Regions from separate parts of the Homo sapiens genome. Here region 2 is linked to region 1. Evidence: read pairs that join two places in POLR2A ChIA-PET (ENCODE). Cell type or tissue: Caco-2. All regions are shown on one strand. Each heading gives the region's core, and the rest is flanking DNA. Links, peaks and the distances in the headings are about the cores only.

Region 1 (13,025 bases), core at 4,874-7,373:
AGATGCCTGTTCATTTTACTCCTTAGACAGAAGCCAAATGTATTTCCTAACATTTTATCCATGCTGTCTCTGTGGATCCTGCACATATTTAAACATAGCCTAAGCGTACCTGTTTGCTCGTTATTTTTATCTCCCTGAGATGGATCCATGGGTCCACTGGCCCTGTTGATTTTCTGAGTCGTATTTCTTAGTGTGTTTGGGCCATGCGAGCTTGGGGATGTTGATTTCTAGGTTTGTTGGGGACAGAGGGCTTTCTCTTTGTGCTGTCAGCCTTGTGTTCTGGGCTCCCCCGTCCCCAGCTCTCCTTTCCTTGTCTACCAGATTTCAGTGGCCTTGGCCCAGCCCCACAGCCCCCAGCCAGGACTGTGGCCTTTCCTGGCAGCTGCTGGGGTCGTCCTGTGCTCTGAGGTGCCTCCAGGGTCAGGGCCGGTCAGCTGAGCAGCCCCAGGGCTCCAGACGGCACATGCTGAGGTCACCACAGCCGGCTCCACCCCTGCTCAGGCCGAGGTCCCCCAGGGAGGGGCTTGTCCCTGGTCTGGATCCTAGGGGACACTTTGATTCTCTGCTGGCCACCCCCAGAGTCACACAGCTCCAGGGTCAACCCAAACATCCGGACTTCCTCCGCCCCACTCGTCAGGGGAGGCATTGATCTTCTTTTTGAGACAGGGTCTTGCTCAGTCACCCAGGCTGGCGTGCAGTGGTGTAATCACAGCTCACTGCAGCCTCAACCTCCTGGGCTCAAATGATCCTCCTGACTCAGCCTCCTCAGTGGCTGGGACTACAGGCGCCCGCCACCACACTTGGCTAATTTTTGTATTTTTTGTAGAGACGGGGGTCTCACCATGTTGCCCAGGCTGGTCTTGAACTCCTGTCCTCAGGTGATCCACCCGCCTCGGCCTCCCACAGTGCTGGGATGACAGGCTTGAGCCACTGCACCCAGCCGGAGTATCATTTTTATGAATGATTTCAAACATGCAGAAAAATACAAAAACAATATACGAGGTACACACGTGCCCATGGCCTTGGACCCACAGACGTCACCATTCCCAGCCCACCCTTCTCCATGGACACCCCTCCCTCCCCTCCCCCAAGTCTCCCCTGTTCTCTCTCTGGGCCACAGTGGGGGGTTCCAGGGCCTGGGAGGGGGCTCAAAGCTCCGATGGGACTGGGCAGTGTCAGGTGGCTGCAGCCCCCATACGCTATGCCTCTGACCCGCCCACACCCCCCACCGCGGCTTCTCCTCCGGGCTGCAGGGTGTGCAGCCCCCGCCCGCAGTCCCCCCTCCTTCGCCCTGTGTGACTCCTGGGGCTCCGTGTGACCACTCTGTGTGGTTTGTGTGTTTGCTTCTCTGCAGCCGCCCCGTGGGGAGGGTGGTGTCTCTCTGGCCCTGTGCTGTGCCCCCGCCTGGGTTTACAGATGTCTGTCATTGCTGTGGGGGTGACGGTCCCTGCGCTGGCCTGGAGAGAGGTTCGGGGCCAACGGGCAGCGGGCACCCCGGTGAAAGTCCCTCGAGGCTGCGGTGGCGACACCACGTCCAGCCACTTCTCAGGTCGTCCTAGCCAGGTGCCATTCATCCCAGGCGGACAGGGGGCCGACCACCGGCCCCATCTCTCTCCACTGCCACCTCTCCCTGTGTGTCCCGGGAGGGGCCGCCCGCTGGGCCTCGGCTCCTTACCTGGTAGACGAGGGCAGCAGCACTGCAGGGCAGGCTCTGAGGGGCTTCAGGGAGACGCAGGTGCTGGCCTCAGACTCCAGGATGCTGCGGCCAGGCCAGGCGCCATCTGGGTGCAGGGGCGGCCACAGGGCAGCTGTCGCCATATCGACAGCAGCCGTCCGTCTGGGCTCCCGGGGCCACCTGCCCGCCGCTCCTTCCTCTCCTGGCTTATTTTCCAAACAATTTGCTTAACGTGATTCCCGGCCAAGCTAAACATGACTAATCGTGTTTACCCGGTGATCCCGCGCCTCCTGGCAGGCGGGGCTGGGGCCCAGGAGGAAGGAATGCCTGCATGTGCTGGTTCAGGGACTCACCACCCTGGCGTCCTCCCTTCTTCTCTTGCAGAGCCTGACGCACCCCAGGGCTGCCGCCATGGAGCCCCTGTTCCCAGCCTCCACGCCCAGCTGGAACGCCTCCTCCCCGGGGGCTGCCTCTGGAGGCGGTGACAACAGGACGCTGGTGGGGCCGGCGCCCTCGGCAGGGGCCCGGGCGGTGCTGGTGCCCGTGCTGTACCTGCTGGTGTGTGCGGCCGGGCTGGGCGGGAACACGCTGGTCATCTACGTGGTGCTGCGCTTCGCCAAGATGAAGACCGTCACCAACATCTACATTCTCAACCTGGCAGTGGCCGACGTCCTGTACATGCTGGGGCTGCCTTTCCTGGCCACGCAGAACGCCGCGTCCTTCTGGCCCTTCGGCCCCGTCCTGTGCCGCCTGGTCATGACGCTGGACGGCGTCAACCAGTTCACCAGTGTCTTCTGCCTGACAGTCATGAGCGTGGACCGCTACCTGGCAGTGGTGCACCCGCTGAGCTCGGCCCGCTGGCGCCGCCCGCGTGTGGCCAAGCTGGCGAGCGCCGCGGCCTGGGTCCTGTCTCTGTGCATGTCGCTGCCGCTCCTGGTGTTCGCGGACGTGCAGGAGGGCGGTACCTGCAACGCCAGCTGGCCGGAGCCCGTGGGGCTGTGGGGCGCCGTCTTCATCATCTACACGGCCGTGCTGGGCTTCTTCGCGCCGCTGCTGGTCATCTGCCTGTGCTACCTGCTCATCGTGGTGAAGGTGAGGGCGGCGGGCGTGCGCGTGGGCTGCGTGCGGCGGCGCTCGGAGCGGAAGGTGACGCGCATGGTGTTGGTGGTGGTGCTGGTGTTTGCGGGATGTTGGCTGCCCTTCTTCACCGTCAACATCGTCAACCTGGCCGTGGCGCTGCCCCAGGAGCCCGCCTCCGCCGGCCTCTACTTCTTCGTGGTCATCCTCTCCTACGCCAACAGCTGTGCCAACCCCGTCCTCTACGGCTTCCTCTCTGACAACTTCCGCCAGAGCTTCCAGAAGGTTCTGTGCCTCCGCAAGGGCTCTGGTGCCAAGGACGCTGACGCCACGGAGCCGCGTCCAGACAGGATCCGGCAGCAGCAGGAGGCCACGCCACCCGCGCACCGCGCCGCAGCCAACGGGCTTATGCAGACCAGCAAGCTGTGAGAGTGCAGGCGGGGGGTGGGCGGCCCCGTGTCACCCCCAGGAGCGGAGGTTGCACTGCGGTGACCCCCACCCATGACCTGCCAGTCAGGATGCTCCCCGGCGGTGGTGTGAGGACAGAGCTGGCTGAAGCCAGGCTGGGGTAGACACAGGGCAGTAGGTTCCCCACCGTGACCGACCATCCCCTCTAACCGTCTGCCACACAGCGGGGGCTCCCGGGAGGTAGGGGAGGTGGCCAGACCGGTGGGGGGCTCCGCCATGCCGTGCAAGTGCTCAGGGCCGCCTCACCCTCCATCTGGCCCCAGCCCATGCCGGCCTTCCCTCTGGGGAGCGACTTTTCCAGAAGGCCGGCCAGGCGAGAGGGTCTTCCTGACGGCGGAGCTGACCTGCCCGGCCCACCAGCTGCATGTCAGCTCCGAGCCACCGGGTCCCCGTCCAAGGCTGCTCTGCTAAGTTAAAGACACCCGAAAGCGCTTGACTCAGGTCCCCGGAGTCCCTGGCCAGGGCCCCAGCCCCTCGCTTGCCCTGCACTGTGTGGACTCTGGGGATGCAGGTGTAAGGGGAGTGTGGCTGGGCAGCCCCTGGTCAGCCAGGGTCACGCCTGTCCTGGGGGCCCCACCCTGCTGCCCGACACCCCCCATGGGAGGCTGCGGGCGGCAGTTGCTGTCTCAGAGAGGGGAGTGTGGGGGCTTGGGCGCTGGCCTAGCCAGGGGCGAGGTGGGGAGGCGGCTGGTGCAGAGGAGAGCTGGGGGCTGAGGTTGGGGTGAAGGCTGCAGCCCTCCAGGCTGCTGGGGGTGCAGATGGCTGTGCCGTGCTGAGATTGGCTCTGTCTGGAGGGGTCCAGTGTGGGGTGCCTGAGGGCACTAGGGAGAGGTGCTCCTGCTGCAGGAGGACCTGAGGGTCAGGGCTTGGAGAGGACAGGGAACCTGCGGCCGTCTCTTCTGCTTTGGGGCAGGGGCTCTGGCCCGGGAGAGGGAACGGGGACAGGAGCAGAGGACGGTCATCCAGGCGCAGCGGGGAGCTGCTCCCCAGGCCACAGCAGACAGCACTGCTGAGAGGCAGCGGCCGCGCGGGTGACGCAAATGGCAGGCCCTGGGAATCCCGCCGCCTCCCACCTAGAATTGTCCTACCTCCCCCACCCCAAACACCAGCTTTTCCTGGCGCCCCAGGCCCAGAACGTGGGCCCAGAGAGCCTTGCTGGGGTCTCTGGGGCACCTTGGCCTTGCTCTGAGGCTGGAAGGAGAAGGACCAGGGTGCGGCATCACTCGGCCTCAGGGACCCCTCTGCCCTGCCCAGCACTGGCCCCGACCCGTGCTCCCGCCGTCTGCCCAGAGCAGGACCTCAACCTCCTGGAGGGCACAGGGAGCGGCTGAGTGGGCACAAATCCTGGCAGGAGAAAGGCCCAGGCTGAGGCCAGGCCTGGGAAACATCCAAGCAGTGAGGACACGCGTGTTTGACAACTGCTCCCCTGAATAAATGCGAGGATAAATGTTTGATTCTTTCCCCGAGCAAATATTGTCCCTGGAGCCGAGTGCAGCCAGCGCAGAGTGAGCGGAGCCTGGGCTCCCCCGAGGCCCGACACAGGGCCCGCCCCCGGCCCCAGCCCCGCTGAGCCAGACAAGGCCGGGACGGGGGCGGCCAAATGCCCAGCAGGAAGCGGGAGGCGTGGAATTCGTGAACAGGGTGAAAAATGATGGAAGCTGCCTGGGGTCTTAGGCTGGAGCTGCCCCTCACAGCTTCTTGACAGCTCTGGGCGGGGCAGGGTGGGCTTCTGCAGGGGGTCCACAAATCTCTGCCTCTTGAGTCACCAAAGAGGGGTGCATCCAGGGTGCACTGGGGGAAACCGAGGCCCGTTCACACCGCAGCACCCCCCTCGACCTGCCTCCCCAGGGATTTGGGTGCCATGTTCACCCTCTCAGAAGGCTTTGGGGACCGAGCAGATGGCTCGGAAATCCCTGCCAAGATCAATTTCTCCAATTGATTTGACACCGGGCGCTCTCCCTGCAGGGCCGGCAGCCACGAGGGGCAGACAGAGGCGCCAGTGCCCTCACTCTCGGGTGAAGACGCCCTTGACCCCCAGCCCATTCGACCCGGCCACAAGCCTCGGGCCACCCTGCTCCCCACCTTGTCCAGCCTGAAGCCCCCAGGACCCCGGTCCCTGTCCGTCCCAGGCCCCAGCCTCATGGCCCTGCCGAGCTCCCCAGTCTGGTCCCGGCCACCCACAGCCCACATCTGTGCCTTTGGTCATAGCCTCGTCCCCATCAGGTGCACACCCTCCCCACAAACCAGACCTGCCGGCACAGCCTCTTCTTCCCTTGACCCCCAGGACGCTGTCACGCTGACCTTCTGGGGACGGTGGGCTCATGACGGCAGCCCCACAGCTGGGCCTAGGACTTACTGCCCTTGACCCCCTGGGCTGGCTGAGCCCTGAACACGTGTCTCCATCGGACAAACACACCTGCAGGGCACCAGCATGGGGCTGGGTCGTGGGATCAAGGTTGAACCGGAAGAGCATTCCAGGCAGAGGGAACAGCCTATGGGAGGGCTCAGAGGCAAAGGGGCACAGGGGGGTTAGCTGTGGGGGTCAATTCAGAGAGAGGAGCAGATCCAGGCCCCTCAAGTTCTGCCCCCATGCTGCCCCAGGGAAGGACGAAGCTGCGCTCACTCCAGCTTGAGAGAGGAGACTGGACGAGAGGCGGGAAGAGGCACACACAGGGAGTGTGCGGAAGCTGTGAGTCATCCAGAACACGCAGCGGCCTGGCCCGGGGCCGGGGCCCCAGGGGTGCTCACGAGGCAGGGGCAGCCCCTGTCCAGGCCTGGAGAAGGGGGCAGTGGCACCTGGCTGGTTCCTGCTTGGAGCACGTGGGAGGACAAGGCCCCGGGGTCTGATGGCCTCAGTGGGCTGAGAGGGCTGAAGATGTCTGGGGAGGTCCCAGGCAGCCCATGGACCAGGCTGGGCAGAGCCACGGGGAAGAGGACAAGGCCTGGATGCCCCCAGGGCACCAGCATGAAAGGCCGGGTGGGGTCAGGTGAGTGTCTGGAAGGAGCATGGGCCCTGGACCCCTACATCCTCACCTCCCGGGGCAGTGGGGGCCTGTGGGTGGCAGGGGCCGCGGAGCCGAGACCCCTTGCAGGCCACCGGAGAACCCGGTGGGGGTGGGGGGTGCGGCGCGGAGCAAACATCCTGGGCGGGGTGGCTTCCCGGCCCGCGCGCATCACTGGGTTTTATTGGCTCTGGGCTCCAGCGACTCCAGTGACCTTGCTCAGGAAACAGGCCCGGGCAGGACGAGGAGGGCGGGAGGGATCTGTTTGCCTGGCAGAGTGGGTGTGGGGAAGACGGGGCCAAGGAGAAGCAGCCCCCACAGGCAGGAGGAGGTGTCGTTAGCTCCACAGTGAGGGAAACTGCGGCCGGGCCGTCGTGGATGCTGACAGACCCCAGCGGGCCGACCCTCATCCCAACCCAGCCCCATCAGCAGGGGTGCCCTGGGGCGGGATGTGGGGGTCTGTGGAGGACCTGGAAGGCCTCCTGGGGAGGGAAGGGGGCAGAGGCGACCGGCAGCCATGGGGCCCCCAGAAGCAGCCACTGGCCCAGGGCCCCGGGGAAGCCGTTTCCTCCCACCAGACGAGACCCCAAGAGAGTGGGTGGGGTGGGGACGGGGAGTGGGACCAGCTGTGGGGTCTCAGGGAGGCAGTCTGGGGGAAGACTGCCCCTAGGACAGGCCCCTCTGCCCTCCCAAGGCCGGGTCTTGGCAGCACAAGCAACCGCTGTGGGTGCAGCAGAGGCGGGCGCTGGCCACGCTGCCCCGTGGAGGCCTGGAGCCACCTCGGGCTCTGCACTCCTGTGGGTGGCAGGAGCCGCCCAGGGCCCCTGGCAGGCTGTTAGGTGGAGTCAACCTCCTGGGTTCATTCTCTTCTGTCCCCACCCTGGCTCGGCCACAGCAGCCACCGCCTCTGGCTACGTCTCCCTCCTTACTCCCAACCCCACCTCCACTTCCAGCCCCATTTTATCCCAAACACAAATCTGTTCATGTCCCTCTGCTGCTCACGAGCCTTCTGTGGTTCCCACTCCTCAACCCACGCTTCCCAGGGCTCTGTCCCCGTCCTGGGAAACGGGTGTGATCACGTAGTGTGGTTTGAGGAGGGCTCACAAGGATACCGTCAGGACCAGGTGCCAGGTGCAATGGTTCATACCTATAATCCCAGCAACTGCTGAGGCTGAGGCAGGCAGAGAGCTTGAGCTCGGGGGTTTGAGGCCAGCCTGGGCAACATAGTAAGACCCTGTCTCTACACAATCTACAAAAATTATTCAGTGGTGCTGGTGCATGCCTGTCGTCTCACATACTGGGGAGGCTGAGACAGGAGGACTGCTTGAGCCTGGGAGGCGGAGGCTTCAGTGAGCTCTGATCATGCCACTGCACTGCAGCAAGACCCCGTCTCAAAGGAAAAAAAGGCCCTTTGTGAAGTGAGGAGTACAGTGCCCTGGCTGACACCTTGGCTTTATCAGCCTAGAGGTTCAAGGTTTGGGGCAGGGTCCTCAGAACCCGGAGATGAGACGGCTGGGAGAGGAGAGGCTACCTGTGGAGCAGAGACAGCCAGGGCCTGCTGGACTCCCCAGTTCTCCCTCCCAGGGCCTGCTGGACTCCCCAGTTCTCCCTCCCGGGGCCTGCTGGGCTCTCCAGTGGCCGAACGCAGCTGGAAGCTCTTGGTTTTGTCTATAGTGGTCGGCAACTCATGTAGAGCAGTGGGATGGGTGAGATGGGGCTGTGGAACAGAAGACACTGGCCCCTCCACCTGAGTCCCTGTTCTGATGTTCATCGCCCCAGAGAGGGTGGCCGGAGAGTGAGGGGATGCCCAGGATCTGCCTTTGTCCCAGTCGGAGCTCCTGCCTCTCACCGCACTCTGGTGCCCAGGTCCTGCCCATGGGTGCCTCCCTCCATGGGGGCTTGGAGCTTCAGGAAGGCAGTGCTGGCCATGCCTGTGCCCTCAGACATGTCCTCTCACTCCTAACTCTGCCTCCAGGAATCATGGTGGGGGCAGTTCCCTAGAGCGAGGCAAGGATTCCATGGCTGCCAGTGCAGTGGGGAGAGGTTCACAGGAGAGGGAGGTCTGGCTGCTGTTCCTGTCCACCTGGCTATGGCTTTGCCCAGCTCTCTGTACACTGGGTCTGCCTACTGTGATCCCCTGCCAGGCCCTGCCCATGTGTTTCCTGAGGGACACGGACGATGGTAGTGACCAGGCAGCTTGGAGATGCCTGTAAGCCACACGAGAATATCTAGACACTGGCACTCATGATGGTGTGAATCCACGATGATTTTTCATTCCTTCCTGTATCTTCCAAATTCTCTATTTCCTCTCAAGTTTTCCTCCTCCATCTGTGCAAGACCCCTGCAGGGCAGGAAGGCCGTCCTTTGCTGTCTATGGGACAGCCCTTCCTAGGGTCCCATGTTTTAGTTTCAGGATTGACACAAAGTAGAATGTTTTACTTTCATGAAGTCCAACCTATCATGTATCTACTTGGAAAATTATTCTGCTTTTTATCAGTGGGAGGTTTTTCCCCATTCACAGATTAGCCAAATGTCCCCACGTATTTTTTAAAATTTTGGTAAAATACGTATGACAGATTTTTACCACCATAACCATTTTTGTGGATGGTCCTATGGCATTAAGGACACTTACACTGTGGTGCAACCATCACCCCCATTTATCTCCAGAACTCTTCTCAAAACCACAAACTGAAACTCTGTCCCCATTAAACGACTCCCTATTCCCACCCCCAGCCCCGGCACCTGCCCTTCTACTTTCTGTCTCTATGAATTTGAGTCCTCTAGGTGCCTCGCGCAATTCGAATCAGACAGCATTTGTCCTTTTGTGACTGATTATTTCACTCGGCGCACTGCCTTTGAGGCTCATCCACGGAGCACGTGCCAGAATTTCCTCCCTGTCTGAGGTTGGCCACTGTCCCCGTGCATGCGTGGACCACATTTGGTTTTTCCATTCATCATCAGCAGACACCTGGGCGGTGTCCACAGTCTGAGTCCACTCCTGCTGCTGTCATAGAATACCCCACCCCTTAATACCATCACAGTGACCATCAGCTTCAGCATAGGAATTCTGGGGGCACATTCCGACCACAGCACCTACCTTATGGCTACAGTGAGTAACGCTGCTGTGAACATGGGTGTACATCTCACAATCCCACATGGGTTTTGTTGGTGGTGGTTGTGTGTGTGTGTGTGTGGCAGGATCTCGCTTGTTGCCCAGGCTGGAGTGCAATGGTGCAATCTTGGCTCACTGCAACCTGTGCCTCCTGGGTTCAAGTGATTCTTCTGCCTCAGCCTCCTGAGTAGCTGGGATTACAGGCACCCACCGCCTCACCCAGCTAATTTTTGTATTTTTGGTAGAGACAGGGTTTCGCCATGTTGGCCAGGCTGGTCTCGAACTCCTGACCTCAGGTGATCTGCCCACCTCGGCCTCCGAAAATGCTGGGACTACAGGCGTGAGTCACTGCACCCGGCCTACCCCACCTCTTAATACCATCACAGTGACCATCAGCTTCAGCATAGGAATTCTGGGGACACATTGTGACCACAGCAGCTACCTTCTGGCTACAGTGAGTAATGCTGCTGTGAACATGGGCGTACATCCCACAATCCCACATGGCTTTTGGTGGCGGTTTTGTGTGTGTGGAGGGGTGAGGGGCAGAGTATCGCTCTGTCGCCTAGGCTGGAATGCAGTGGCGCAATCTCAGCTCACTGCAACCTCTGCCTCCCGTGTTCAGGCAATTCTCCTGCCTCAGCCTCCCCAGTAGCTGAGATTACAGGCGCCCCCCACCACACCCAGCTAATTTGTGTGTTTTTAGTAGAGACGGGGTTTCACTATGTTGGCCAGGCTGGTCTCAATCTCCTGATCTCAGATGATGCACCTGCCTCAGTCTCCCAAAGTGCTGGGATTACAGGTGTGAGCCACTATGCCCAGCTGGTCCCACATGTTTCTAAAGATTATATGGCTGAAAATTATTTCATTCAACTGAAATTTGTATTATCACATGACATGAATTTTTTTTTCTTTTTTTTTTGAGACAGAGTTTTGCTCTTCTTGCCTAGGCTGGAGTGCAATGGTGCGATCTCGGCTCGCCGCAACCTCTGCCTCGCAGGTTCAAGCAATTTACCTGCCTCAGCCTCCCGAGTAGCTGGGATTACAGGCATGTGCCACCACACCCGGCTAATTTTGTAATTTTAGTAGAGACGGGGTTTCTCCATGTTGGTCAGGCTGGTCTTGAACTCCCGACCTCAGGTGATCCGCCCGCCTCGGTTTCCCAAAGTGCTGGGATTACAGGCGACATGAATTTCAAATGAAAAATACCCCTCCTTGTGGCTGCCTCTGCCTTCCTGGTATATTTCCTGGTATATGGGGCGCCCTCTTGTTCTTTGGGGGCGAGGAGCTCTGGCAGTCTGGTGTCTGCTTGGTGGCCACTGTGTTATGATATCTAATAGGGAAAGTCTCCACCCACCACTGAGCTGAGCTAAAATTGTTTAGAATCCTATCCATTCTTTCAGGTTCTCTTCAACACTGCTTTTACAAAAATTTAAAAAATGGAATTTGGGCCAGCGTGGTGGCTCATGCCTACAATCCCAGCACTTTGGGAGGCCGAGGCTGGAGGATCAGTTGAGCCCAGGAGTTCAAGACCAGCTTGGGCAACATGGCGAAACCCCATCTCTACAAGAAAAAAATTTTTAAATTAGTTGAGCGTGGTGGCATGTGCCTGCAGTCCCAGCGACTTGAGAGGCTGGGGTGGGAGGACGGCTTGAGCCCAGGAGTTCAAAGCTGCAGTGAGTGACTGTGTCACCGCACATCAGCCTGGGTGACAGAAAAAGACCTTGTCAAAAAAAAAAAAAAAAAATGGAGTGTTTACAGAAATGTTCATAGTAGCATTATCTATAACCCATAATAGCCAAAAGGTAGAAACAACCCAGGTGTCCATCAATAAACAATGGACAAACAAATGTGGTCCATCCACAGGACAGAATATTACTTGTGTGACTCCATTTCCATGAAATGCCCAGAACGGGGCCGTTCACAGACACAGAGAGGAACAGTGGCTGCCAGGGGGTGGATGGGGAGCGGGGAGTGACTGCTGAGGGGTGCCCGTTTCTTTCGGGGGGACGGAACCGTTTGGGAACTAGACAGAGGTGACGGCTGAGTGTGCAGTGCCATGCAACTGTTCACTCTCGAATGCTCAATTCTACGTAATATGAATTTCACCTAAACATTTAAAATTGGATTTTTACTGGAATTCCACTAAACGGATAAAGTTACATGGGATAAGCTGCCTCCCCAGCCCGATGCTTGCCTGGAATGTCACAGGGATGTCCCCGCGGGAAGCCGCGTTCCCCAGTCCCTTCCTGTGCGGTTGACTCATGATTAAAGCCAGCACGGGCCGACCACGGGGGTGCCCGGTGCGGTTCTGATGGGGTGGCTCCCCCTTGTCTCCTAAGTGGCCAGGGCAGCACGAGGCTGTCGCTGCTTTTCGTGTCTCTGGCCTCTACCAAGCATCCCTCTTTCCGCTCCCACCTGGCACTGGCAGCGTCCCTCAGGCTTTTATCACTTGGCAGAGAATCGTGACCGTATCTTATCTCACTTTCAGTTCTCAGTCATTGTTTTTTAAACAAATAAACCTGGAAGGTTGGCGGGATGCAGGTCCTGCTGTCTGAGGCTCTCACAGGCATCTCCCCACCCCGGTTCTCTGAGAACCAGGGTCGCCACTGGCATTCATTAGACACCCCCGCCAGCTTCCAAGAGACCTTGCACCCCTGCCCGCCTGACCCCTGCTGCAGCCCGACCCCTGCCCGCCTGACCCCTGCTGCTTCTTAGTATCCGCAGCTGCAACTACCTATAGGCCACGGCGACGTCTGTGCGGGGAGGTCCAGCCTGTCCCTCGGAATAAGCGCCTGGCTTCGGGGCTGCTGTGGTCACGTCTGGGTCCTTGGCTGGGCCTGGTGACGGGCACTTTCTGAGCTCCCTGGTGCAGGGGCTGGCGTCTTCCCGGGACTCTCTTCCTCAGGACCACCTGCCACCCTGGCAGCACAGGCTCACTGGAATCACAGAGGCTGGAGACCCCAGGGCAGCCGGGCCAGGGCCAGGGCCAGGGAAAGGAACGGTTGTCTGGGATTCTGGGGTGCTTCCCCAGCACAGAACAGGCAGCCTGCGAGAGGAGATGTCCTCCCTGGCCCTGGGGTGGTCCGGACCCCTGGCTCCCATCTCCCATCCAGCCCTGCTCTCTCACCGGGGCCAAGAACCTCTGCATGGCCAGCCGGGACCCCCACCCCCAGCAGCCCATACCCCCCACCTCTGGTTCTTCAAGCACCTGCCACACTTGACCCCAACAGGCTCCTCCTGGGGATCCCCCCAAGCAGGAACCCCTGGAGCCGTGCAGCTGTCCTCCGGGGCCTGGACACCAAGGGCTCGGCTCTGGGCAGTGCCCACTTGGGACCTGCAAGCCCAGGGCCCCTCACAGCTGCTCTGGGGTCCCCGACAGAGGCCTTTGCGCACCCCCTGCTGCACGGGAAGCTGAGGCGACAGGCAGAGCTGGCAGGGACACGGGCTCTGTGTGGGGTGGGCGGGACGTGGCTGCAGCCTGGCTCTGCCTGCGTGGCACTGGGTGTCCTCACTTGGGAACGGGCTGAGTGAGCACAAGGCTCCCCAGAGTGCTGACCAGGCGCCCTGCTGCTGCAGCCAGGACCAGGCTGTGGGCTTCTCTCCTGGCACCTCTTAGCGCCACCGGCCGTCAGCACACGGGGTAGGGCTGGGGGTGTCCCGGTCGGGGTGGGAGGCCTGGGGTCTGCCAATC
Region 2 (11,204 bases), core at 4,096-6,595, 260 kb before region 1:
ACGCTGGCCCAGCCCGGCTCCCAGGACCCTTCACAATCCTAAAACCATTCGGGCTTTTGTTTACGTGGGCGGCCGCTGTGGACATTCACTCTACCAGAAACAGAGCATTTAAAAATGTTCACCTTTTCACGTAAAAATAGCAATAAATCCATTGCACGTGAACATAGCATTTTAAGGAAAAGCAACTGTTTCCCCATAAAAAAAAAATGTAGTGGGAAGAAAAAGAAGGCGTGACTTTGTGCTGGATTCTCATGTCTGCGTCTGCTTGCAAGCCGGTGGCCTCCGGAACATTCCGCCCCACACTTTCAGGAGAGTGGGAAGGAGGCCGGGCGCAGCGGCTCAGGCCTGTAATCCCAGCACCTGGGGAGGCCGAGGTGGGCTGATCACCTCAGGGCGGGAGTTTGAGACCACCCTGGGCAACATGGTGAAACCCCATGTCTACTAAAATGCAAAAATGTAGCCAGGCGTGGTGGCGGACGCCTGTAATCCGAGCTACTCCGGAGGCTGAGGCACCAGAATCACTTGAGCCCTGGAGGTGGAGGTTGCATGGAGCCGAGACTATGCCATATGCCATCGCACTCCAGCCTGGGCAACAGAGCGAGACACAGTCTCAAAAAAAAAATAATAAGAATGGGAAGGAAACCGTTCTTAGAAGTGTCAGGAAAACAGGTTTGACCTCGGGGACCCTGGAAGCTTTCTGGGTCCCCTTTGAGAAGCATGGTCTGGACACAGCCGCCAGATGCCTGTTGTGGGGTCTTTACCAACGTTGCTTTGCTTCATTCATTCAGAGATGGAGTCTTGCTCTGTTGCCCAGGCTGGAGTACAGTGTGGCACAATCTCGGCTCACTGCAACCTTCGCCTCCCGGGTTCAAGCGATTCTCCTGCCTCAGCCTCCCGAGTAGCTGGGATTACAGGCGTCCGGCACCACGCCGGGCTAATTTTTTGTATCTGTAGTAGAGATGGGGTTTCACCATGTTGGCCAGGCTGGTCTTGAATTCCTGATCTCAAGTGATCCACCTGCCTTGGCCTCCCAGAGTGCTGGGATTACAGGCGTGAGCCACCATGCCTGGCCATGCTTTGCTGCTTTTAAATCTTTTTGTTGAAGACGAGGATCAGACATATGTTATTACAGTTTTCAGAGTAGAAACCAGCTTGAGAAAATCCTATTTATAACCACAGTCACTCTGGGAGGTGAGACTCCTCAGTCCAGAGTCACTGAGGTCCGAATTGTTGGGGAATTACTCACAGAAACCCCAGAAGCAGCTGAGGAGAAGTGGGGCCGAGATGGGGGCCCGCGAGTACAGCCAGGCTGTGCAGAAACTCGGAGTGTGGCACGTGGGCTGCTGGGGCTCAGCCAGGCCCGTCTCTTCTCTTTTGAGGTTGGTGGAAATGCTGGGCTGATGTCATTATGGGTGAATCGTGCTACCTTAAAAAGTTTTTTTTGAGACAAAGTCTTGCTCTGTCACCCAGGCTGGAGTGCAGTGGTGTGATCTCGGCTCACTGCAACCTCTGCCTCCTGGGTTCAAGCAATTCTTCTGCCTCAGCCTCCCGAGTAGCTGGGATTACAGGCGCCTGCCAGCACGCTCGCCTAATTTTTGTATTTTTAGTAGAGATGGGGTTTCACCATGTTGGCCAGACTGGTATTGAACTCCTGACCTCAAGTAATCCATCTGCCTCAGCCTCTGGAAGTGCTGGGATTACAGGTGTGAGTCACCACACCCAGCCAAAAAATGTATTTTTTTGAGACAGGGCCTCCCTTAGTCACCCAGGCCAGAGTGCACTGGCGCCATCCTAGCTCACTGCAGCCTTGACCTCTCCTGGGCTCTAGTGATCCTCCTGCCCCAGTCTCCTGAGACCACAGGTGGGTACCACCGTGCCTGGCTAATTTTTTAATGTTTTTTTTTTTTTTTTTTGATAGAGACGAGGGCTCAGTATGTTGCCTAGGGTGGTCTTAAACTTCTGGTCTCAAGCGATCCTCCTGCCTTGGCCTCGCAAAGTGCTGGGATGACAGGAATCTTAGTACTTTAAACAAATAACAGGTTTTCTTTTGGGCAGCTGTGGGTTTTCTGAAACACTGAGGAGACAGAGCCGAGCCCCCATCTGTGCCCTCCCCGCAGGGTCCCGTGGAGGTGACACCCCACACTGGCGTGAACCAGGATCGACGCAGTTTACCGGAGTCCTCGGCCTTCACCGAGGGGCCTTTCCCCATCCTGGGACAGTTCCCGTCTGGCTGCCTGAGCACCCCTGGGCTGTGAACCCCCCTGGGCTGTGGCCATTTCTTGGACTTCCCTTGGTTTTGGTGGTCTGGGCGGTTTTGAGGAGGAAGGTCGGGATTTCCTAGAAGGTCCCTCAACCGGGGCTTACCATACTTTTCTCGAGGCTAGAAGGGACCTGTCACCTTCCCTGTAGGCACCCGTGTCCCTCCCCTGGCACTGGGAGGAGGTGAGGGGAACCCCAGAGAAGAGGTCACGTAGGGTCAGGCCTGGAAGCCAACAAGGCACGGGGCCAGGGGAGGCCTGGTGCCCTTGGGAGGTGCAGGGGTCCCGGGAGAGAGCTGAGCACCAGGAGGGGTGCAGAAGGCTGCCCCCTCCACACCTGCTGTGCCCCATTTGTTGTGGGTGGGGGCAGGGGTCTACCCAGCGGGAACACGTGGGGCAGCCCCCCTCCCCTGGCCTGGGGCCTCCTCAGCAGGGAGCAGAGGCTGTGCTTTCTTTTTTTTTTTTTTTTTTTTTTGAGACGGAGTCTCGCTCTGTCACCCAGGCTGGAGTGCAGTGGTGCGATCTCCTCTCACTGCAAGCTCCGCCTCCCAGGTTCACGCCATTCTCCTGCCTCAGCCTCCCGAGTAGCTGGGACTACAGGCGCCCACCACCACGCCCGGCTAATTTTTTGTATATTTATTAGAGATGAGGTTTCACCGTGTCAGCCAGGATGGTCTCAGTCTCCTGACCTCGTGATCCTCCCGCCTCGGGCTCCCATAGTGCTGGGATTACAGGCGTGAGCCACAGGGCCCGGCCCGAGGCTCTGCTTTCGTGGGGGGCTCTGGGTCTCTGGTGGCTGGACTCGGCGGAGGGTCCAGGTGTCCTCTTGGCTTCTCTGCACAGGCCTCAGCCCACATCAGGCACCCCCTGCCCCGCAGCAGAGCTCGCCCCTCCAGGCAGTCTCACGGGAATGCACGTTCAGGCCGCCTTTCCCCGGAACCCGCAGCGGCCTTTCTGGAGGCTGCTTCTTGGTGACTGGGGGCTCCTTGGAGCCGTCCCCAGCCTCAAGCGGCTGCATTGCAGCTCAGGGACCCCGAAGGGAGGACCACGTTCTGCCGCTGAAGACTCGGAGTCGCCTGGCAAGACGGAGCGAGAAGGGGAGGGTGGCTGGCATGGGGACTCTGTCTGCTGCCTCGCACCGCACCTTGGAGGACGCTCCGGCCAAGGCTGGGAGGGGCGAGTGCGGCTGCAGGCGCGCGGTGGCGAGGGAGGGTGAGGATCTGACCGGGAGGCGAGGAGGGAGGCTCTGGCAAGACGCAACGCTTTGGCGCCACTGCCGGCCATCCCCTTGCCACCCACCATCGCCCGCCAGGCCCTCACACCTACCTGGTCCTGGCGACAGCCGGTGTGTGAAAAGCCTGTTTCCTCCCCTAGAAAAAGCACGTTTGGCTCCGCTCTCCACTGACACGTTTTTAGCTGAGTGACGATGGAAGCCGCTGGCTTTTAACAGACGGTCTTAACGAGCCTCTGCTCCCCGGCGACCAGCAGACGCGGGCTGACCCACGGTTTTACACACCACGTCTGCGTGGCGGCGGCCGGGCGGCCCCACGGGGCCCGGGCAGGAGGTGACGGCAGCGTTTCTCGCCGCCTTTGCTCAGCGCGCCTCTCATCCCCTCTCTCCTGTCGACTCGCGGCTTCCTGCAGACCCTCGGCCTGTCTGCGGCCCCTCGCCCGCAGCCTCCCCAGCAGCCGAGGTTTCCTATAGCATTAAAAGCAGGAAAGAACCAGCCCTGCTCCCCAGGAACTGAACTTCTGTGGCTCATCTTCAGAGAAGCCACTGTTGAGTGGGGCTCCTCGGGGGTGCTCCAGCTGCGGGTGAGTGACATGAGCCAGACCTCCCCGTTTTTTTTTTTTTTTTTTTTTTTTGAGACTGTTTCGCTTTTTTATCCCAGGCTGGAGTGCAGTGGCGTGATCTCGGCTCACTGCAACCTCTGCCTCCCGAGTTCAAGTGATTCTCCTGCCTCAGCCTCCTGAGTGGCTGGGACTACAGGCGCCTGCCCCACACCCGGCTAATTTTGTATTTTAAGTGGAGATGGGGTTTCACCATGCTGCCCAGGCTAGTCTCAAACTCCTGAGCTCATGCCCTCCTTGGCCTCCCAAAGTGCTAGGATTATAGGTGTGAGCCACTGCCCCCGGACTGAGACTTTCCCATCTTAACGCCCACTTGCCCCGTCCTTCCGCCCCCACGGTGCCTGGGGGAGCCTTCTCTGTGCAGGACACAGGCCAAAGCAGAAGGAGGCAGGAGGAAGGAAAGCAAGGCAGTCCTTGCTGACTGGGCACCCACGAGCCTGCTGTGTCTGAATGCTGGCTCACCTAGAGTTGGGGGGCTCAGGGACAGGACTAATTCTGGAACCAGACTGCCTGGGTTCACACTCTGGTGGTGTTACCTTCTGCCTACGTGGTTTTAACCTCTCTGTGCTCTGGTTTCATCAGTTGTGAATTGGGGCTAATGGTTCCTACCTAACAGGTGTGAGGATTAGATAAATGGATACATGGAGAGGGCAAGTGGTCAGTGCCATGTAAGTGTCAGCCAAAGATGATGGTGACAATGGTGGTGAAGACTGTAGTGATGGTGATGATGACGGTGAACTGTAGTGATGGTGATGATGATGGTGAAGACTGTAGTGATGGTGATGATGGTGAAGACTGTAGTGATGATGGTGAAGACTAGTGATGGTGATGATGGTGAAGACTAGTGATGGTGATGATGGTGAAGACTGTAGTGATGGTGATGATGATGGTGAAGACTATAGTGATGGTGATGATGGTAGTAAAGACTGTAGTGATGGTGGTGATGATGATGGCCCTCACCATCTTGGCTGTACCACGTCCAGTTTGCTGTCAGGACACAGCCTGAGGATGCCAGACCTCCATGTTGCAGAACCACCTGACTTTTACTATGGAATACACGTGGACTGTGAAGTAATAATATTCCTTTTCACCTCCCTAGAGTCATTTCCATTAAATCAGAAAATAGGCGTTGAGAAAGGGATGTACTAGTGGGTCCCACTTAAAAAAGAGCAAGTTGAGTGTGAACTCAAGCAACAAAGCTCAACTTAGAGGATTCCTGTTAAGTCATGGAAGGGCTCACCGTTGGGTCCTCCCTGGTGGCCCCAGTGCATGTTGAACCTCTGGGTCCTGTGCTTTCTAAGCCCAAGTCTCTTTCAGGGAGTTAAGAACACTTGTGCCTATTTTTGGGGAAGGAATTTATTCATTATTCCAGGTGTCAGGTGTAAGACATTACGACAATTTATCAGATGCTCAGAGCACAAGCTCTGTTTCACTGAAAGAGTGAACCCAGGAGATGCTGGAGTGGGGGGTGGAGAAGGGGTGGAGTGACGGTAGGCGCGATGCTTATCTGACGTGTGTGTGTTGTCGGCACTGCGGGGCCCTCAGGAAACGATCAGCGGAGTGGTTTCCCTCTGAGCATGTCCTTGTGGCCTGCGTTTATTTAGCACAGCCTGAGCTGGGGGCTGCTGGCCTGGCCTGGGGAGGCCCTCTGGGCTCTGTTGGTGGCTTCCCAGAGTGAGGACCCATTTCAGCTCCTCCCCTCACTCCACACCGTGGAGCCTACATTCCCCTCCTGGTTCCTGCCTCATTGGGTTTTGGAAACATCCTCACTTGGGAGACTGAGGGGCTCCTAGAAGATCTGCTGGGGCCTGATCTTAGAGGAAAAGCGGATCTGCGTCCATAGGACGGGGTCGCAGCACGGAGCAACGGGCCCGGTGTGTTGTGGTTGAGGGCCTCGAAGGGGAGCGAGATTCATGACCCGAAACCACGCCACATTGGCATCAGGAGTATTGTGAGCTGCAGGCAACTGAGATCAACAGAGGCAGAAAAACGGCTTCTCAGAGCTTCTCTTCTGACTAAAACCAGCAACTCCTGGGACCTGAGGCTGCTACAAATTCCTTCTTCACGGTGATTCCGTTCCCAGAGGGGAGAATTGGAATAAAACATGCCCCAAATCTCTGCTTGGGGGGACCAAGACAGAAACACCGCTTATGCCTGTATTATCATAAACTAACTTCCTTCCTTCCTTCCTTCCTTCCTTTTTTAGACAGAGTCTCGCTCTGTTGCCCAGGCTAGAGTGCAGAGGCGCGATCTCAGCTCACTGAAACCTCCGCCTCCTGGGTCAAGTGATTCTCCTGCCTCAGCCCCCCGAGTAGCTGGGATTACAGGTGCGCACCACCATGCCTGGCTAATTTTTTTTTTTTTTGAGATGGAGTCTCACTCTGTCACCGGGCTGGAGTGCAGTGGCGTGATCTCAGCTCACTGCAACCTCCGCCTCCTGGGTTCAAGCAATTCTCCTGCCTTAGCCCCCCGAGTAGCTGGGATTACAGGCACGTGTGCCACCATGCCTGGCTAATTTTTGTATTTTTAGTAGAGAGGGGGTTTCACGATGTTGGTCCGGCTGGTCTTGAACTCCTGACCTCGTGATCTGCCTGCCTTGGCCTCCCAAAGTGCTGGGGTGACAGGCATGAGCCACCGCGCCCAGCTGCCCAGCAAATTTTTGTATTTTTAGTAGAGATGGGGTTTTGCCGTGTTGGTCGCTAGGCTGGTCTCAAACTCCAACCTTAGGTGAACTGCCCTCCTCAGCCTCTCAAAGTGTTGGGATTACAGGCGTGAGGCGCCCAGACAAACTTTTTCCATTGTCCTTCTAAAAGCCCTTTTGTCTTTTTTGAAGAAACCTATTTGTTCTTCCCCTCAGAAGCCTTTTCTGCTGCCCCCTTCCCTGACCTAGTGAGGATACAAGGCAGTGGTTTCCACGTTGCTGAACCACCCACTTCTTTTGTTCGCTGCCGCGTGCTTGTCAATCAAGTTTTTCATCCTATGGATCCGTCTTTTGTCAGTTTAATTTGCAGGCCCCAGTCGCAGAATTTAAGAGGACAGAAGAATGGTCTTTTGTTCCCAACAGCCTCCTTCACCACCACAACCCCACTGGCTGCCTCACCTTACGTGTGACACGCTCGTCGAACTTGCCAGCAAACCCGGGAGGTGAGGATTGCGTGTGATGCCCAGGCAGACACAGTGGCTTTTCATGAGAACAAAGCGTTATCACCTTGTGCAGGTGGCTGAGAGAAGAGGCCCTGGGAGGCAGGGGAGGGCCAGGTGCACACCTATGGGGCGGTGACCCCTGGCAGCATTGGGGGGCTGTGGATATTGGAAAACGTGAAAAAGATGTTTCAGTTTTTTCATGTGTATTCTTTTCTTTCTTTCTTTTTTTTTTTTTGAGACAGAGTTTCGTTCTTGTCGCCCAGGCTGGAGCGCAATGGCGCGATCTCGGCTCACTGCAACCTCTGCCTCCCGGGTTCAAGCGATTCTCCTGCCTCAGCCTCCCGAGTAGCTGGGATTACAGGCATGCGCCACCACGCGCAGCTAATTGTATTTTTTTTTTTTTTTTTACCAGAGATGGGGTTTCTCCATGTTGGTCAGGCTGGTCTTGAACTCCCGATCTCAGGTGATCCGCCCACCTCGGCCTCCCAAAGTGCTGGGATTACAGGGATGAGCGACCGCACCTGGCCTTTCTTGTGTATGTTTTAAATTGGTTTCAAAATGTCTCATGTAGAATCTTTGGTGGGGAGGTATGGATCCACCACGTGTCCCCCACTGCACCCACAGCTGTCACCAGAGCAGGAGCGGCCTGTCCCCGCCAGCTGGGTGCTACCTGCCGACCAGCCAGGAGCTGGGGAGGGTGGGAAGGGTTGTCTTCCAATGTCAGGTTTTCATTGAAATACCTTTTCATTGTGAGCTTTTAACTCCGGGGTTGACTCCGCCTTTCCTCCCTTCTTGACCCTCCTACCCGCCCCCTCCAGCCCTGAGGAGCTCAGCTCCCCACACGGCTGCCCGGAAGTGGCCTCTCTTGACAGCCGCCTCTCATCGCTAGGCCTGACCCTTCTTTCTTCACTTGCTGGCCGCTGTCTCAGCTTCCCCAGGTGTTCCAGGAGCTTGGGGAGGGCTGGACCTGCAGGAGGGTCCCCGGCAGCACTGGGACCCAGGGTGGGGACAAGCTCTGCCTGTTCTTCCAGGCTCTCCTTGAACCTGGCACCCCAGGTACACAGCATGCTTTCCTGGAACAGTGTGCCCCCAAAATTCTCATCTAGGGAGCCTCAAATATGGCCTTATTTGCAAATACGGTCATTGCAGGAGGAATTACATTAAGATGAGGTCAGACTGGAGCCAGGTGGCCTTGGTCCCGTGACCAGCGTCCTGGTGAGAGGAGGAATGAGACACGGGTTGGCCATGTGGACGGAGGCGGAGATCAGAGCCATGTGTCTACAAGCCCGGGAGCACTGAGGGTTTCTGGAGTCTCCAGAGCCATGAGGGAATGAACTGGTGTGGTTTGGAGCCCCTGCTCCTTGGCGGCCACAGGATGTGAACTCACCTGGAGCCTCTGGGCCTCCCCCAGGTGCAGGTGGGACCAGCCTGGCTCCTGCCGTCCTGAGGGCTGCAGCCACGGTGTCACGGCTCCTTCTCATCCAGTGGCAGGTCCCACAGGGTGGGGACACCCTTCCCTGACTTGGTGACTGCACTCTGGCAAGACCCCCTGGAGGACGCTCGGGCCCTCTGCAGAGGAGCAGTGAGCTCGGGGGGTTCAGCTGCGATGTGAGTCTGGGGGCTTTGGCATCCAGACCCACACGGAGCATGTCTGACCCACGAACCGAGGCTTCAGTGAGGCCCAGACATTGGGAATGGCCAGGGGCAGCCCCACGCGTGGCCACCGTAGCCCCCCACCCTTTTTACCAGGCTTGGCTGCTGCGGAGGTGGGGGAAGGACTCCGGATGTTTCTCATCAGAAACTCGGATTTTAGCTTGTGAGTGTGAGGGGTTGTACCCACACTTTCATGTAGACACAGAAAAGTGATGGTTCTGAATTTTAGGGAGTTTTTTTTTTTTGAGATGGAGACTGTCTCCCAGGCTGTAGTGCAGTCACGTGATCTCAGCTCACTGCAACCTCCGCCTCTTGAGTTCAAGCATTTCTCCTACCTCAGCCTCCCAAGTAGCTGGAATTACATGTGCCCACCACCACACCTGGCTAATTTTGTATTTTTAGTATAGACAGGGTTTCTCCGTGTTGGTCAGGCTGGTCTCAAACTCCTGACCTCGTGATCTGCCCGCTTCGGCCTCCCACAGTGCTGGGATCAGAGGCGTGAGCCGCTGCGCCCGGCCTTGGGAGCTCCTTTTAAATCGTGCTGCTTTTCAAGGGAAGGATTCTCAAGGCTGTAGGAGGTTTAGAATACAGCGTGTGCTGGTGCGGCCTGTGTGTGAGCGAGAGTGTCTGCCGAGAATCATACGGGCCCCACTTCCGTGGAAAACAATCCGAATTCCCTGTGTATCACGGGCAGAAGGCTGAAGGAAGTCTCGAGCCACCGTGCGGAGAGTGAAGCTGGCGGTGTCGCGGTAACGCGGTGGAAACGCGTGTTTTGATTCGATGTCTGTCCCGATGCTGGGTTTCACGGTGAGGTCTGGTGTCACTCTGCATTGCCTGGCTTGGGCAGTAACCCTCTTCTCTTGGTATGAGGGCAAATTTTGGTTCTGAAAATCCTTTCCAGGGTGGCTTTGGCCAGGATTTGGGATTGCGGTGGGTTTGCGTTCCGGATTTGGGATTGCGGTGGGTTTGCGTTCCAGATTTGGGATTGCTGGGCTCGCACTGGGATAGTTTGGAAGCCGTGGCCACTCTTGTATGTTATGCTGGCTCATGGTCAGCCTGGCCTCTGGGCTATCCCTTAGATCCCTTGAGGCTATTTGGGGTCTGTATCTTCCCAGGAGAAAGTGAAATATCCTGGATGACAATGTCGTCTGATCCAAGAAGGTCCTTAAAAATGGAACCTCCAGAGGATATTAAAACCCTGAGACCCCCCCAGTCCCGGGTCTGCTTCAGGGAGCATTAACCAAAGGCCTCCACCGCCTGCAAACGTCCTGTCATTCTCCAGGGGCTGGGCCAGGGCTGAAGGCCCCCATTGCCTCCTGTGAGCCTCACAGCCGAGTGCCGGGGACATGAGGGGATACCACGGGACTCTGGGGCTGGGAGGCACATCAGAGCCTTGTATACACAGGGGCTCAAGAAAGACGAGAGGAAATCACAGAAAGGCAAAGAGCCCAATTAACAGACAGGCAGAGGACCCGACCTGACGCCTGTCCACAGCAGGCCCACGACGGCCAGCAGCGGGGGGAGCTCGTCACACTAGGCCCACGACGGCCAGCAGCGGGTGGAGCTCATCACACCGTCACACTAGGCCCACGACGGCCAGCAGCGGGGGGAGCTCGTCACACTAGGGGGACTCTGGTCCTCCGCCTTGACCAGCCCCCACCTGCCGCCCCCAGTCCCACGTTGGCAGCTGTCCCCTCCCCAGGCCCGGCAGCGTGTAGGGAGGCCTGGGTCCCCCGAGTCTGTGGACAAATGTGGTTTGGGGACACCAGCCCCTGCCGAAGCCATGAAACTCAGGGAGAGTGGATGCCACCCCTGGTGTCTTCGTGCTGTGTCGGGAAAGGGATGCTGTGGCAGGGACGCACCTGAGCGTCCAACCTGGTCCTGGGGACGGGGGCGGGGTGGGGCTCCACATCCCGGCAAGGCGTCGGGAGCTGTGAGCCCGTAACACAAGTCATTACGATGCTGGCTGAGCGTGGGCCTGCTGAGAGCCCTGGTGGGCACGCCACTGTCTCGTCCATGGCACCGCCGTCCCATCCGCGGCACCACCATCTCGTTCACGGCACCAACGTCCCGTCCACGGCACCCTCGTCCCATCCATGGCACCACTGCTGGCCTGGCCAGGATGCATCCCTGCGGGGGGGCTGCCCCTGCTCTGAGGATGTTTGCAGCCTCCTCAGCCTCCACTCACCTGATGCCAGCAGCATCTGTGATTCGAGATGGGCAAAAACATCCCACGTTGCCCTGGGGTGCCCTGGAGGGCGGAGTCCCCCGGGGTCTTCTCTGGACAGTGAGAAGCCA

Evidence for each region. Peaks named below come from ENCODE experiments on the same cell type or tissue, not always from the same donor. Only the 100,000 strongest peaks of a DNase experiment are listed, where the experiment ranks them.
Region 2: POLR2A ChIA-PET joins it to region 1 with 5 read pairs; 2 of 35 experiments call an interaction of 5 or more read pairs at or near these places.

The regions. Positions count from the first base shown.
Region 1 is chr16:1,076,783-1,089,807 of GRCh38, forward strand. It overlaps SSTR5 (somatostatin receptor 5), which reads left to right. Exons shown (of 2, transcript NM_001172560.3): 2 at 2,060-4,672. The coding sequence starts at 2,087. The coding sequence ends at 3,181. It overlaps C1QTNF8 (C1q and TNF related 8), which reads right to left. Exons shown (of 5, transcript NM_207419.3): 5 at 11,444-13,025. It overlaps SSTR5-AS1 (SSTR5 antisense RNA 1), which reads right to left and starts at 1,949. Exons shown (of 4, transcript NR_027242.1): 1 at 1,676-1,949; 2 at 842-930. RefSeq lists enhancers at 1,703-2,367, 6,149-7,001. In Caco-2, for the core only: no CTCF peak of the experiment used is centred there; DNase peaks (open chromatin) are centred at 5,929 and 6,419.
Region 2 is chr16:813,902-825,105 of GRCh38, forward strand. No RefSeq gene overlaps it. Among named protein-coding and RNA genes, the nearest start is that of GNG13, 19 kb to the left of the region's middle. RefSeq lists an enhancer at 3,239-3,739. In Caco-2, for the core only: no CTCF peak of the experiment used is centred there; no DNase peak of the experiment used is centred there.